Linked DNA regions of Homo sapiens: regions 1 and 2 are each linked to region 3. A link is an interaction called in ENCODE POLR2A ChIA-PET data of the cell type or tissue named here. Cell type or tissue: HepG2. All regions are shown on one strand.

Region 1 (4,000 bases), 89 kb after region 3:
TAGGAAAAAAGCCAGATTGTAGTTGCTCCTTCCCAAAGAGTGGGGCACTTGGGGAAGGGTGGATCAGTAGAAAACTGAGCAGCAGGGAGCCTCTGTACAGGGTGCATAGGCTGATCCCGGAGGAGGCGTGAGTTCTGTGCGGTTGAGAGACCGTCATCTGTCATCTTGGAGGAAATTCTAAGCTAGGAAAGAGGTCGACGCAGCATCCCTCCACACTTTCACTTTAAGCAAGCACTTGATCTGCCGTGTGAAGAAACATCCTCATTCTTCAACTGAAGTCTTTTGAGTTGTTGAATTGCCACCACGCGGATAGTTACAATGAAAGCAAGCTGTTTGCATGCAGGAAGCCCATCTCATAAGCATGCTCTGAGAAGAGACGGGGACCGTGGATTTCTTGGTCTTCTTTCCATGAGGCCTTCCAAGAATTAATAAAGCAGATTCTTAATGGTTAGAACTAAGGCAGAGTCGAAATAGGAGACTTAATCTGTGTTTTGACTACATCCTCTGTTGTTGGTGACTATATTTTAAAACTTTTAAAGGTACTCAGGTCGACTGCTCATCCCTTCCTTCCAAAAATATTAATGGTGCACCTGCTGAGTGCAGGACCCTGTGCCTGAGTAATGCAGAGCTGCCCAGCAGGTCTCTGTGTTGCTGAGTTCTCGGTGAAGATGGGGATGGGAGACCTGTGCATGAGCAAGGCAGGCTGAGGCAGCAGAGACAGACTCTGTGGGGGGCTTGAGGGCCACCATACCCTGGACCTGCCTCCTCTCTGCAGCACCTGAGCTGCTTGATTGACCCATTTTAGGTGTGTTAAAAGTCCTATATTCAGTTTGGGTCTGAGGGCAAAGCATTCCCAGGCATTAGTTGTCTCCTCGAAGTCAGCAGAAGGAAGGATAGAGACTTCCTAGGCAAAGGCTAACGTAGCAGTTAAATTTTTTCAAATAAAAATCTCCTTCTCACAGAGCTTCTTAATAAGCTCCTGGCAAGGCTTCTATCAATGCATCCTGCCAGTAAAGAAGAAAGGAAGAAAGGTAAACAGCCTGGGCATCCCAGGCCTTCCTGGAACGTTCCTAGGATTGGCTGATTGTTTCTCATAGTTCTAATTAAATTGTTAGCCCCAGGGAAAGCACACAGACATCTGAACCGATTATGAATTCAGAATCGCAACTGAAATACCTCTGTTTAAATTTGTCTAGCTTTAATGCAAACCAAATCAATTAGCTGTCAGTCTGACTAATATTTACTCCACCCAGTCATTACAATTAAACACTTGGTGAAATTAGCTGTTTTATGGAAGTATTTAGTGTTATCTTTTATTGCAGTGCATCAGAACGTTTCCCTACGTTGGCAAAGCATTTTTATGATACCTTCACATCTGGAGAGTTGTGTAATTAATATTATTAACAAAAGGAAAAGATGATTTAATATTATTCAGAGACTTCGGAATGCGAGGCTGCCATTGTGTTCAAATGACCAAACTGGAAATGAATGTTATGGGGCTTAGGATAAAGTTCCATCAAATGCAGACGGTATCTTATTTTAATTAGTTCCAGTCCCTATTGTATAGGAGTGCTTTGATAAGTGATGGAATGTACAGTCCACCCCATGTCACATAAAAGCAGATAGAATGTACATTTGGGAAAGCAAAACAAAACTCAAGGGGGTGTCAGCAGCAGGACTCTGTTAAGCACGTGTGTGCACGCACACTTATTAGGCATCTTCTTCGCACTGATCCTGTACCGGAATGGTACAGTCATTTTCCTTGCATTCTTAATTACCTTTACTTGATGTTTTTCTTACCGTCTTTGAAAAGGGCCATTTTGCTCAGATTGCTTTGTTACTCAGCCCTGTCCTTGGAGGAACAGCCCAAGTGTTCGCAGTGTGCAGTTATCGGTCGCTGGGTTTTTCCAAGGCTTGTCATTTAAGCAAACTGAAAGCATTTGTTTTTAACTTGTTCTTTTGCCAAAAGTCTGGAGAAGGGTGGATATTACAGAAGCGTCGACCAATCACTGAAAGGGCTCACAAATTTTTTTAAAATTACTTGTTCTGATTATGTTCCAAGCTGGCTTATAGTTAGTCGTTGCTGCCTGTGTCTTCCAGACCTTACATTTTAGCATGATGACTTGGGTTCAGCTCTTTTCCTTCCCTACAGATCTCAGCCAGATTGGTGATGGAAATGGAAGGATAAAGATGTTCAGAGGGAGCCTTGGTGGCTCCTTCTAGGGCCGTAGGAGGCTTGGGTTCAATGCTTCATTTCAGTGCTTTAAAGCTTAGAAGTTGCAAAATGATTGCAAGGACCAGAGGAGGCATTCTGTTTTGTAGGATGGGACTTTGCCCCCGGAGTTTAATCAAAGCTCGGGTTTCCTTCCAGCAGTGATGCAATGTTGAAGCAGATCTTTCCATTAACCACAGATGGAATTTTATCTAACAGTTTTGTGTGCTAGAGCAATTCAAAGTGCAAACAAACAGAAAGTTCCTGACAAGAGCACATAGACAGTAAGTGACCACATTGGTCTCAGGGGTTGATGAACTGTGTCATGGGCTGAGGGCAGGGCCAGGCAGCTGCCCAGGGCCCAGAGGATTTGCCCACGTGGGGACGGTGGACTGCTCCCCCATGAGGGTGATCGAATGACAGTGACAAGTTGGCTGTTCACATTTTCAGCACCACCCAGCTGGTTCTAGTGGCATGGCTGCTAGGAATTGGTAAAAAGTTTGAATGTGTAAATTTACCTTAAAAGACAGCATTTTATTCTTTCACGACATGCTCTGCCCTTCCGCTTAGATATCTCAAAGACAATCCAAAGTCAGTATGTCCCAAACCCAGCTCACTGTCTCTGACCCTAGTCTGTCTCAGAGGGAAGCGCTCATCCGCATTCCACTGCAGTGCCAGCGGCCTCTCCTTCCCCCCTACACTTGTTCCACCTCCCGTACAACCTGGCCCTGCCATGTCCTGTGTCTCCTGCCCTAGGCCCAGCTCCTGTCATCTCTTGCCTGCACCACTGCACTGCCCTCCTTGCTGGCCTCATGTGGGCATCCTTGCCCCGGCCAGTCACCTCCCATGCTCCTGAGGGATCCTCTGAAATACGGCCACCACTGGCCTTTAAGATCCTCCTCGGGTGACTTTCGCTCTTTTTCCCTCTGCAGAGCTTTTGCACAGACGGCTCCCCACCTTCCCCTGCTGTTGCTCTCTTCCCCACCTTCCCCTCTGGGCTCCAATATCCCTGCCACCAGGAAGCCTGCTCAGAGGCTGCGGACTTGGCCTGCTCTTCTAGCAGTCGTATGTTTGTATTCTAGATCTGGCCCTAGAGTAGGAGCACACAGCAGTGTTTGTTGGGAACGATGACTAGTTCAGTTTGTTTGGGATCTGTCAGGGACAGACAGAGTCGGCAGGGGAGCTGCAGGTGGTTCCTGGGGGACCTGGATCGTCAGGCTTGGGAGGGCGTTCAGTGTTCCAGAACCAGAGGAGAGGCGATGGGAAGGCGGACTGACGCTGCTGTGCGGATGCCTCGGGAGAGAGGAACTTGGAGTTCAAAGCATGCAAGCCCATCTCTTGCCAATGCAACAGGAGGTTATCGAGGGTCAAGGCCACATATCATTTGCTTTTACTCCCTTACAAGTCCAGCAGCAACCCAGAGAACAGTAGACAATGCTTCCTGAAGCATATCTCAAGTTCCAGAGATGTGACTCCTATAAGCAAGTTGTGTGTAACATAAGCAACTTCTTTCTATGTAAATACTTTAGAAGTAAATTCTGACCCACCTTGGCTAAATTATGGAAAAATCCTAAATATAGTTTTCAGTTGACAAAGCTGTATCCTGTATTGCTGAAGCTAAAATAACAGAGGTACAGACAGTGACTGCATGTCAGACACGTTGAGCAGTGTTGGACCTCATAGTTTGTTAGTCTGCGGGGGCAGTTGTAACAAAGTCCCACAGGATGCGGGGACTTCAACCGCAGAACCGTATTGTCTCACACTTAGGAAGGTTGGAAGACTGAGATT
Region 2 (4,000 bases), 83 kb after region 3:
ACCCTACTCGTGTATCTGTATGTCATTTAGTATCAAATTTTGTCACCTGCTTGTCTGTGAGCAGAATGGGGAGGCTGCTGGTTTAGGAACTGGGAGCCCCACAGTGTGACATAGTCTTAACCTCCCTGGGCCTCAGTATACTCATCTGTGAAATGGGGACATCTCTGTGGGTCCTTGTCACACCCTAATCTGTGAGTCAGGGCCAGAGGGCAGCCAGGTGTCCTTCATGTTCAACCAGGCCAGTGGCCACATCCCCACAGGTGACCCTGCGTGAGCCTGGGGGCCTCACAGCCTGGCATCCTGTCCCCCTTCCCCATGAAGGCACCCAGAGATGTGAAGGAACAGCCTCCCTCACTGGGGAGGGGCAGAACCTCCTCGTACCTGGGGTGGACCCTGCTGTGGTAGGTCAGATGAGAAGCCTAGAAGGGCTTAGGTGGGTGGGGAGGACGAGAGACAGCAATGGCTGTATCATAAACGCAGCATCATCCGGGCCGACGAGACTTTCAATGGGCCTGTGTTCCTGGGCAGCTGCTCCTGCCTCCTGCTGTGTCACCTTTGATTCTCTCACTGGTTTTGCCCGTGATGAAAACCTCACACTCCTGACCTGGTGCCTGATGTTGCAAAGGGAGGGCAGAGGGCAGGACCACATGAGTCAGACAGAAGGACGGGGCCTCTTGGAGCATCTGACAAGGTTTATGGAAAAAGCACGTCTCAGAGACTCAATGAGATGCTGAAGGTCTAGGCTTGCAGCCGCACCTGTGTTTGAGTCACTCCGTGTATGGACCGCCACTTCCCAGCCCTAGAGAACCCTTGCTTGACATCAGAGACTTTGGTGAACTCCCCTGATACTCTCAGCAGCAAATGCTGTACATCACAGGCTGGCAGCCTTTTCTGTTTCAGAGTTCACATATGAACTCTTTGATCCTCGTGGGCTCTAGGGTCTCTGTTGCAACCACTCAGCTCTGCTATTGTAGTAGGAAGGCAGCCATGAACAGTAGGGAAAGGGTGGGTGTGGCTATGTTCCAAGAAAATTTATCAAAAAACGGTAGGTGGATATATACCCAAAAGAATTGAAAGCAGGGACACGAGCAGATATTTGTACACAGCAGCATTATTCCCAGCAGCCAAGCAGTGGGAGTAATCCACGTGTCCATAAATAGATGAATGAATAAACAAAATGTGAGATGTGCAGATAACGGAAGATTAGTCAGCCTTAAAAAGGAAGGAAATTCTGACACATGGTCCAACACTGATGAAACATGAGCACATTATGCTGAATGACATAAGCCAGTCACAGAGGACGAATGTGTGATTCCAGCTTCTTCTGCAGCTGGCTTTGCAAGGGCAGCCTTGGCTGGTGTCCCCTTCTCCCCTGCAGTGGGAGCGTCCCTCCCCGGCCCCCCAGCTCTCATGCTAGGCCGGACATAAGTGTCCAAACAGATGGAGTTCTGGCCGCTGCTGCCTCCAGAGGTGGTTGGCCTGGTCAGCATTCTGGGGACTGTCTGTGCCTTTCCTGGATCGTTCGTGGAGAACAGTTGACATCAGCCCAGACCCAGGGGCCTTTGCAAAGGACAGTCATGGCGGCCCCGGGGCAGGGGGCTGGATGGCTTTGGGACTGGCCTTTGAGGGGAAAGGTGGCTTCCCCAAGCCTGGCTTAGCTGGTCAAAGGCCAGGTGCTGCCCTGAATGGCTTCCAGGCCCCCCTGTCATGAGCCTGCTAAGGGTCAGCACTGCTGCAATTAGTCTCTTTGCCAGCAAGTTTTATTCAACTCTTCGTTCCTCCATGTCCCTGACTGGGAATTGACTCGAATGCCCAGAGTTAAAAGACCAAAAGTTACGTAACGTCTCCCAGGGATGATGGCAGCTTATGAGCAAACATGTTGATTAAACACTGCGGCAAGTTGAGACTCGGTGATTGCCTCCGTAGCTAAATAACAGCTCTAGTGCGGGTGAGGAGGAGCCTTTTGACACGTGTGGCAGTTAACTTTGTTGAAGAAGTGAGCAAGGTGACTTATCTGTAGGAAGAAAAATAAAAGTGCTTGTGAGCAAAATAGGGCAGAAATAATGAGGTTTATGATGGCAGAAAAATGTGAGAATCAGAATTGCGGAAAACCGTGTATCGAGCACTTACTACCTGCCTGCTGGGTCTCTGCTAGCTCTTTCACACGTAAATATCGCGTTCAAATTTCGGAGCAACCCTTCAGGGTGGTGGTTATTAGTCTCATAAGGAAACTGAGAGAGGGTAAGCCCAGGTCACCCAGAGGGAAGGGTCACATTAGATGCAGACCTGGATTTGGCCAAAAGCTAAAGCATCCCAGACCCAGAGAAGGGAGTGGAGGAGCCCGAGAGAGAATCCCAGCTCCCAGGACCACCAGCATTTGCTGAATGCCCACTAGGTTCTAGACACTCAGCTAGGCTCTATATAGGTGATTCCCATTGATTCCTCATGACTGTCTTCGTATTTGATGTTCTGTGGTTGTAAGCAACAGAAACACACTGGAGCAAGCTGAAGTAGAAAAGGGAACTCTTTATTTCGAGGACAAAGTGGTGTCTCCTAAACCCACGAACAGGAGACAGCAAGGCTGCCAGGGTTGCCGGAAAGGAGAACTGAAGGGAAGCAAAGGGGCTGGGAGGCTCTCTCTTGCACTCCTGCCTTATCTTCTTGTGTAAAGATATGAAAATGGCCACAGCATCCAAGTCCCTCCAGGTCTCCACCTGGGCCAGTCAACTCTATTGAGGTCAGACTATAGCAGACTAAATGGCTATGAATGAGGTGGAGGCAGCCAAGGAGTTGTGAGTCGGGTAGGCTTTAGTCCTACTTAACTTTTAAAGGTAAGTACCTTTATCCCCATTTTACACATAAGGAATTGAGATTCCCATGAGTCAAATGTCCTTGTCCAAGGTCACATGGCTAATCTTGGTGGAGGGGTAGGAAGGGTTTGGACCAAATCGATCTGACTCAAAACCCATGTTTGTAATCATCATATAGAACTGCTGTAGAGGACCATTAGTCTTAAATTTACCCTTTAATCAAGCTAGAAAAGAAACCAGGATGGTTTAGCCTGAGAAGATCAACCTGAGGGTCTGTATGATATCCAGTCCATCTTGATTTTAAAATCCTTTTTGGAGGATGGTGATCAACTAGCCCTTCTCTACAGCCAAGAAGCAGGCCTCCGATAACAATGTCCCCATGCTCGAGCCCGGACAGACGTGAGGACAAGCTGGTGCTACAGCGAGGGCCAGCCCTTCTTGAAGGCCAGGGGCTGGGGCACAGGGCTGCTGTTGGTTCCATCCGGTCCTCAAGCTGAAATCTGTCCTGACAAACTGCCCCTGGCAGAAAATTGGGACACCTCGGAGGTTTAGATGTTCTCATCTGACCCTTTCACAATCCCCAAGCAGATGGATCCATGTGTTTTCTTTGGCTGTCCTGTTGCACTGGAGAGTGAGTGTTCATTCTTCGATATTTCAGTTTACCCATGGGGTGGAGAGGATGGGGTTTGTTTATAAATGAATGTTTTGGTGTAGACCTGACTTGACACCAACTTAGCTACTTCAGGGATTCTTGGCCCTAAACGAACATTCATTTCTGTCTAAAAAACTTGGCCATGATAGTCCAAACTTTAAATGATGTTAATTTACCGTGAGATGTGATGGAGTATGTGGTCCATGGGAAATATGACTTAGTGTTATTTATCTAAAAATGAGTGTCTGAATCCACCTTCACGTTTATAAACACTGCACACATGCCAGAGATATGAGGAGCAGGGTGATGGAGGGTGTGTTTCCTCTGGGAGAATGAGCCCCTCAGATAAGGGGGAGATTCTTGTGGGGTGGAAGATTTTGGAAGCTGTTCGTGAGACTATTAATTGATGGCATTCTGCTTCTTGTCTTGCAGATTGGAAACCTGGAAGATTACTACCATTTTTATCACAGCAAAACCTTTAAAAGATCAACCTTGAGTAGCAGAGGCCCTCACACCTTCCTCAGAATGGACCCCCAGG
Region 3 (4,000 bases):
AAGGAGGAAGGGGGTGGGAGGGACGGCAGGGCAGGGTGTGCCTTGCATGGGCAAAGAGGTCAGAAGTGAGCATTACATCAAGCAGGCCCGCGGCAGCTTTGAAGAGCACCGTCAGGGCAGGAGACAGTCCTCAAGCAGCAGCACAGGGCAGACCCTGACTGTGCGCACCAGGCTTCCCGCCTGCAAAGCACTTCTGGTTAATCATCAGAAAGGGAATATTGTAAAAGGGTATCAAGTGGCTCACAGACAACTCCCTGCTGAGTCACTGTGGGGAAGGGTCAGGAACCTGGAGGTGCCAAGTGGCCACAGCTATAGCCCCAAGACATGTGGCTAGGACACTGCTGGTGCTGAGCATGCACTAGCCACTGCTCTTCGCACCCAGGACACTGGGGCACTGCTCTGCCACCTGGGAATGGGGGGACGGACCCTGAAGTCTCCGTGCCTCCTGGGCATGTGGCTGCACAGCCCTGCTACCCCCCACCGGTGTCAGGGAGTGCACGTTCTTGGCCTTTTAGGCTTCTGTAGAGGGAAGCAGGGTTTTGCCTCCCACTAAGACGGTTCACTTCTCAAATGTTAAAAGGCTGTCCTGATGCTGCATAACCACAAAATAAAAAGCATCCAGAAGGCCAGGCGTGGTGGCTCACGCCCGTAATCCCAGCACTTCGGGAGGCCGAGGCGGGTGGATCACTTGAGGTCAGGAGTTCGTGACCAGCCTCGCCAACATAGTGAAACCCCATCTCCACTAAACATACAAAAATTAACCAGGCGTGGTGGCTAATGCCTGTAATCCCAGCTACTTGGGAGGCTGAAGCGGGAGACTCACTTGAACCTGGGAGGCAGGGGTTGCAGTGAGCCGAGATCACGCCACTGCACTCCAGCCTGGGTGGCAGAGCAAGACTCCATCTCAAAAAAAGCATCCACAAGAATGACCAAGTGACTGCTCAATGGCCATGGATGTTTCTGGACCCTGAGGGCCCCTGTTTTGCTGAGATGGAAATCATTGCTGACTCCTTTAATGTTGTTTAATTTTTTAAAAACCTCTTCAAGCATTCCTCTAGATTTCTGGTATTCAGAACTATGCTGTGAACACAGAAAGATTAAGGACTGTTCTTCTAATGCCTTAGACAGCCTGTGCCAATTGGTCTCAGAGTAGAGAAAAATATATTTATGCTGTGAAACCTAAATACCCAAACTAAATTCATTTTAGCAAAGATTAATACGCAGAGCCCCAATTCTTGTACAGATTCCTCAGAGCAGCACGTGCTGTTCGGCGCTTCTTCCTTTATAATAAATGGTCAGGTGTGCAAACAACTGTTTGAAGAGCCATTAGGAGTCAGTCAGCTGTGGTGTGGGCAGAGTGGGCAGTGGTATGCCAGGAAGCGCCCAGGGTTGCAGGTCTAGGGCATTGTGGAGACAGCAGCAGCATTCCTTGGTCCTGAGCTGGGATTCCGCATCCAGTTGGGCCCAAGCGTGATCTGTGTGTAGTTCCATGAGGCCTGGGTGGAGGGTGTTGGGAGTGATAGAATGTTTGGAAGGAAGTACAGGGGAGTGAGGCCTGATTCACCCAGGCTATGGGGCTGTGTGAAAATGGCCAGGCTCTTGAATGTTTGGCACATAGAGGAGAAAACTGTCATGAACAAGACTCATAGCCCCTGAAAATAGGCAGCTTGTCTTCTCTGCAAGACGGCCTGGCTGGTGTCCCTGCAAGCCCAAGTGTGAGCTGGGGGATTCGCAGGCAGGCTGGTGACACTTTCCATCAGTGGGAACCCCTCTACTTTCGAGCACCTGCCCCCGACTTCATGCAGGGAGTGCACGAGGAGTCTGCCTGGGACTGTGGATGGGCCTGAAGGACAGCCCAGCCTGGGACTGTGGGACGCAGCTGTCCAGCGAGGTGCTGGCTGGCCGGCCAGCAGCCACCACCCAGGCCCAGCTGCAGGGCTGGGTTTCCTGCAAACCGTGATTCTGGAGCAGGGTAGGTGACCCCGAACTGCCTGTTTACAGTTTTCATGCACCCTGGGGACACCGTGAGCCTCCCCAGCCCTGTGGCCTTGAGCTGCTGTATTCTAGAAATACCGGCAGCTGCCTGTCCCCTGAAGCCTCCCCACAGCTTTGAGCAATGATGAATATTGGTTAATCTCTCCTGTAAACAGCTGTTTTCCCGGCAACTGCCCAGCTCGTGTTAAATATTAACAAAGAGCCGCCTCCACAGCCGCTCACAGGGTGTCTGCTTTAAATATTTAAGAAATTGCTGTTCCTGTCCCTGAGTGACTCTTTGGCTCAAACTGTTCTGTAAGTGTTCTTGCCTCCCTGGTGACTGCGTTGTGTGAAATGTCCGACATCCCTGCTTGCTTGCTCTTTCTTCACCCATTGCTCTCTTTGTCTCTGTCCTTCCCTGTCTCTATCACTGTCTCTCTGTCTCTCTCTCTCTTAGTGAATAGTACTAAAAAATGTAAACGCTGAGGGTTGCACTCAGTCCTGGGTGCTCAGCCAAGCTGCCTGGAGATGCCCCAGGCAGGCTCCTGCTCCATCGAGATGCTGCGGAAAGCAAGTGGCCTTTAAGTGTTGCTGCCTCACACGCTCATGGTTAGGTGTGAATAGCTGGGGCACCCCACCCCTCGCCCCCATCTGGGGGTGTGTCTGCACACGTGTACTCAGGTGCCCAGAGGGTTGTGGAAATGCCGTGACCGTGTGTAAATCCTTTACATCTAAGTCCTTCTCACTGTTGGCACTTCCCATTCCCTTCAGGGTTTGTGGAAGACACGCCTGTTTTCTTCCCTGGGCTAACTGTGAAGCTCAGAAGAGGAAGAAGGGCCCGGATGGCAGATGAACCGCACAGGGCTGTGTGGCCTCAGCCCCGCAGCTGGGGAGCTCAGTGGCCTCCTGGAGGAGAAGCTGACTTTGGAGGACCTGGAACACCATGGCTGCTGGGAGTTGGGGCTGTGCGGGAGGCTTCTGTCTCTGTGTGGCGTTTGGTCATAACCACTGGACTTTGGAACATCCTGCTTAAAACCACAACTTTGGCTGGGCACGGTGGCTCATGCCTGTAATCCCAGCACTTTGTGAGGCTGAGGTGGGCGGATCGCTTGTGCTCAGGAGTTCAAGGCCAGCCTGGGCAACATGGCAAAACCCTGTCTCTACTAAAAATACAAAAATTAGCTGGGCATGGTGGCTCACACCTTGGGTGGCTGAGGCAGGAGAATCACTTGAATCCAGGAGTTGGAGTCTGCAGTGAGCCAAGATCACTCAACTGCACTCCAGCCTGGGCGACAGACTGAGACCCTGTCTCAAAGAAACAAAACAAAACAAAACAACAGCAAAAACCCCCACAACTTTACCTAGACTCATCTGTGAAAACTTCAGTGAATCCGGCCTCAAACTGTCGCTATGGGGGAGCCACTGGCAGCTGAGTTTGTTTAGATTCCTCCTTCCTGGGTGAGACCTGGGGTTGGAAACACCATTGAAATTCCCTCTAGTAATGGGCTCTGTCGTCCAGAGGAAGGGGCAAGACTCCCCCACCCCCACTTCTCACCCCTTGCCCGGGGTCTCTTCTCCCTTCCTGACCAGGAGCCTAAGGAAGGCCTCAGGTAGAAATAGAGAAGCATCTTCCTCCCTCTGGGGCCAGAGATTTCCAGCCGAGTTTTGTGAGACTCCAAGACTGCTGTGCGTATCCTCAGAGCTGCTGAGATCACCTCAAAACAAAGCCCGTTTAAAGTCACTTTCATTTATTTCAAGAGCTACTGTGAACCTCTCAGGATAAAATGAAAATGAACTTCAATTCACTTTAATTTTTAAAAGATATGTTCGTTTAATATCCTTTTTAAAATAAAAACAGGGAAAAAGACGTAGTGGTTTCAAGTTTGCAATTCCCATCCGGCCCAGGTGAGGCCACAGGGCCACCTCCCGTGAGAAGAGCGTGGCCTCAGGAGGGCAGGTGGCACAGTGCATGAGCCTGCGGCGAGTCTCGGGCTCTGCCTAGGGTCGGGGGAGGGGCTCTCTGCAT

What was found. ChIA-PET counts read pairs that join two places held together with the same protein. Peaks named below come from ENCODE experiments on the same cell type or tissue, not always from the same donor. Only the 100,000 strongest peaks of a DNase experiment are listed, where the experiment ranks them.
Region 1: POLR2A ChIA-PET joins it to region 3 with 71 read pairs; 1 of 35 experiments calls an interaction of 5 or more read pairs at or near these places.
Region 2: POLR2A ChIA-PET joins it to region 3 with 23 read pairs; 1 of 35 experiments calls an interaction of 5 or more read pairs at or near these places.

What each region holds. Positions count from the first base shown.
Region 1 is chr15:101,438,091-101,442,090 of GRCh38, reverse strand. The region is part of intron 2 of PCSK6 (proprotein convertase subtilisin/kexin type 6); the gene reads left to right. Among named protein-coding and RNA genes, the nearest start is that of PCSK6, 50 kb to the left of the region's middle. In HepG2, a CTCF peak has its summit at 2,615; DNase peaks (open chromatin) are centred at 2,450 and 3,580; H3K4me3 peaks cover 486 bases.
Region 2 is chr15:101,443,555-101,447,554 of GRCh38, reverse strand. PCSK6 (proprotein convertase subtilisin/kexin type 6) reads left to right here. Exons shown (of 22, transcript NM_002570.5): 2 at 3,895-3,999. Among named protein-coding and RNA genes, the nearest start is that of PCSK6, 44 kb to the left of the region's middle. In HepG2, no CTCF peak of the experiment used is centred here; DNase peaks (open chromatin) are centred at 594, 904, 1,204 and 1,864.
Region 3 is chr15:101,526,606-101,530,605 of GRCh38, reverse strand. It overlaps LOC124903567 (a long non-coding RNA gene), which reads left to right and starts at 2,232. Exons shown (of 2, transcript XR_007064784.1): 1 at 2,232-2,289; 2 at 2,746-3,841. RefSeq lists an enhancer at 1-287. In HepG2, no CTCF peak of the experiment used is centred here; DNase peaks (open chromatin) are centred at 2,095 and 2,995; H3K4me3 peaks cover 789 bases.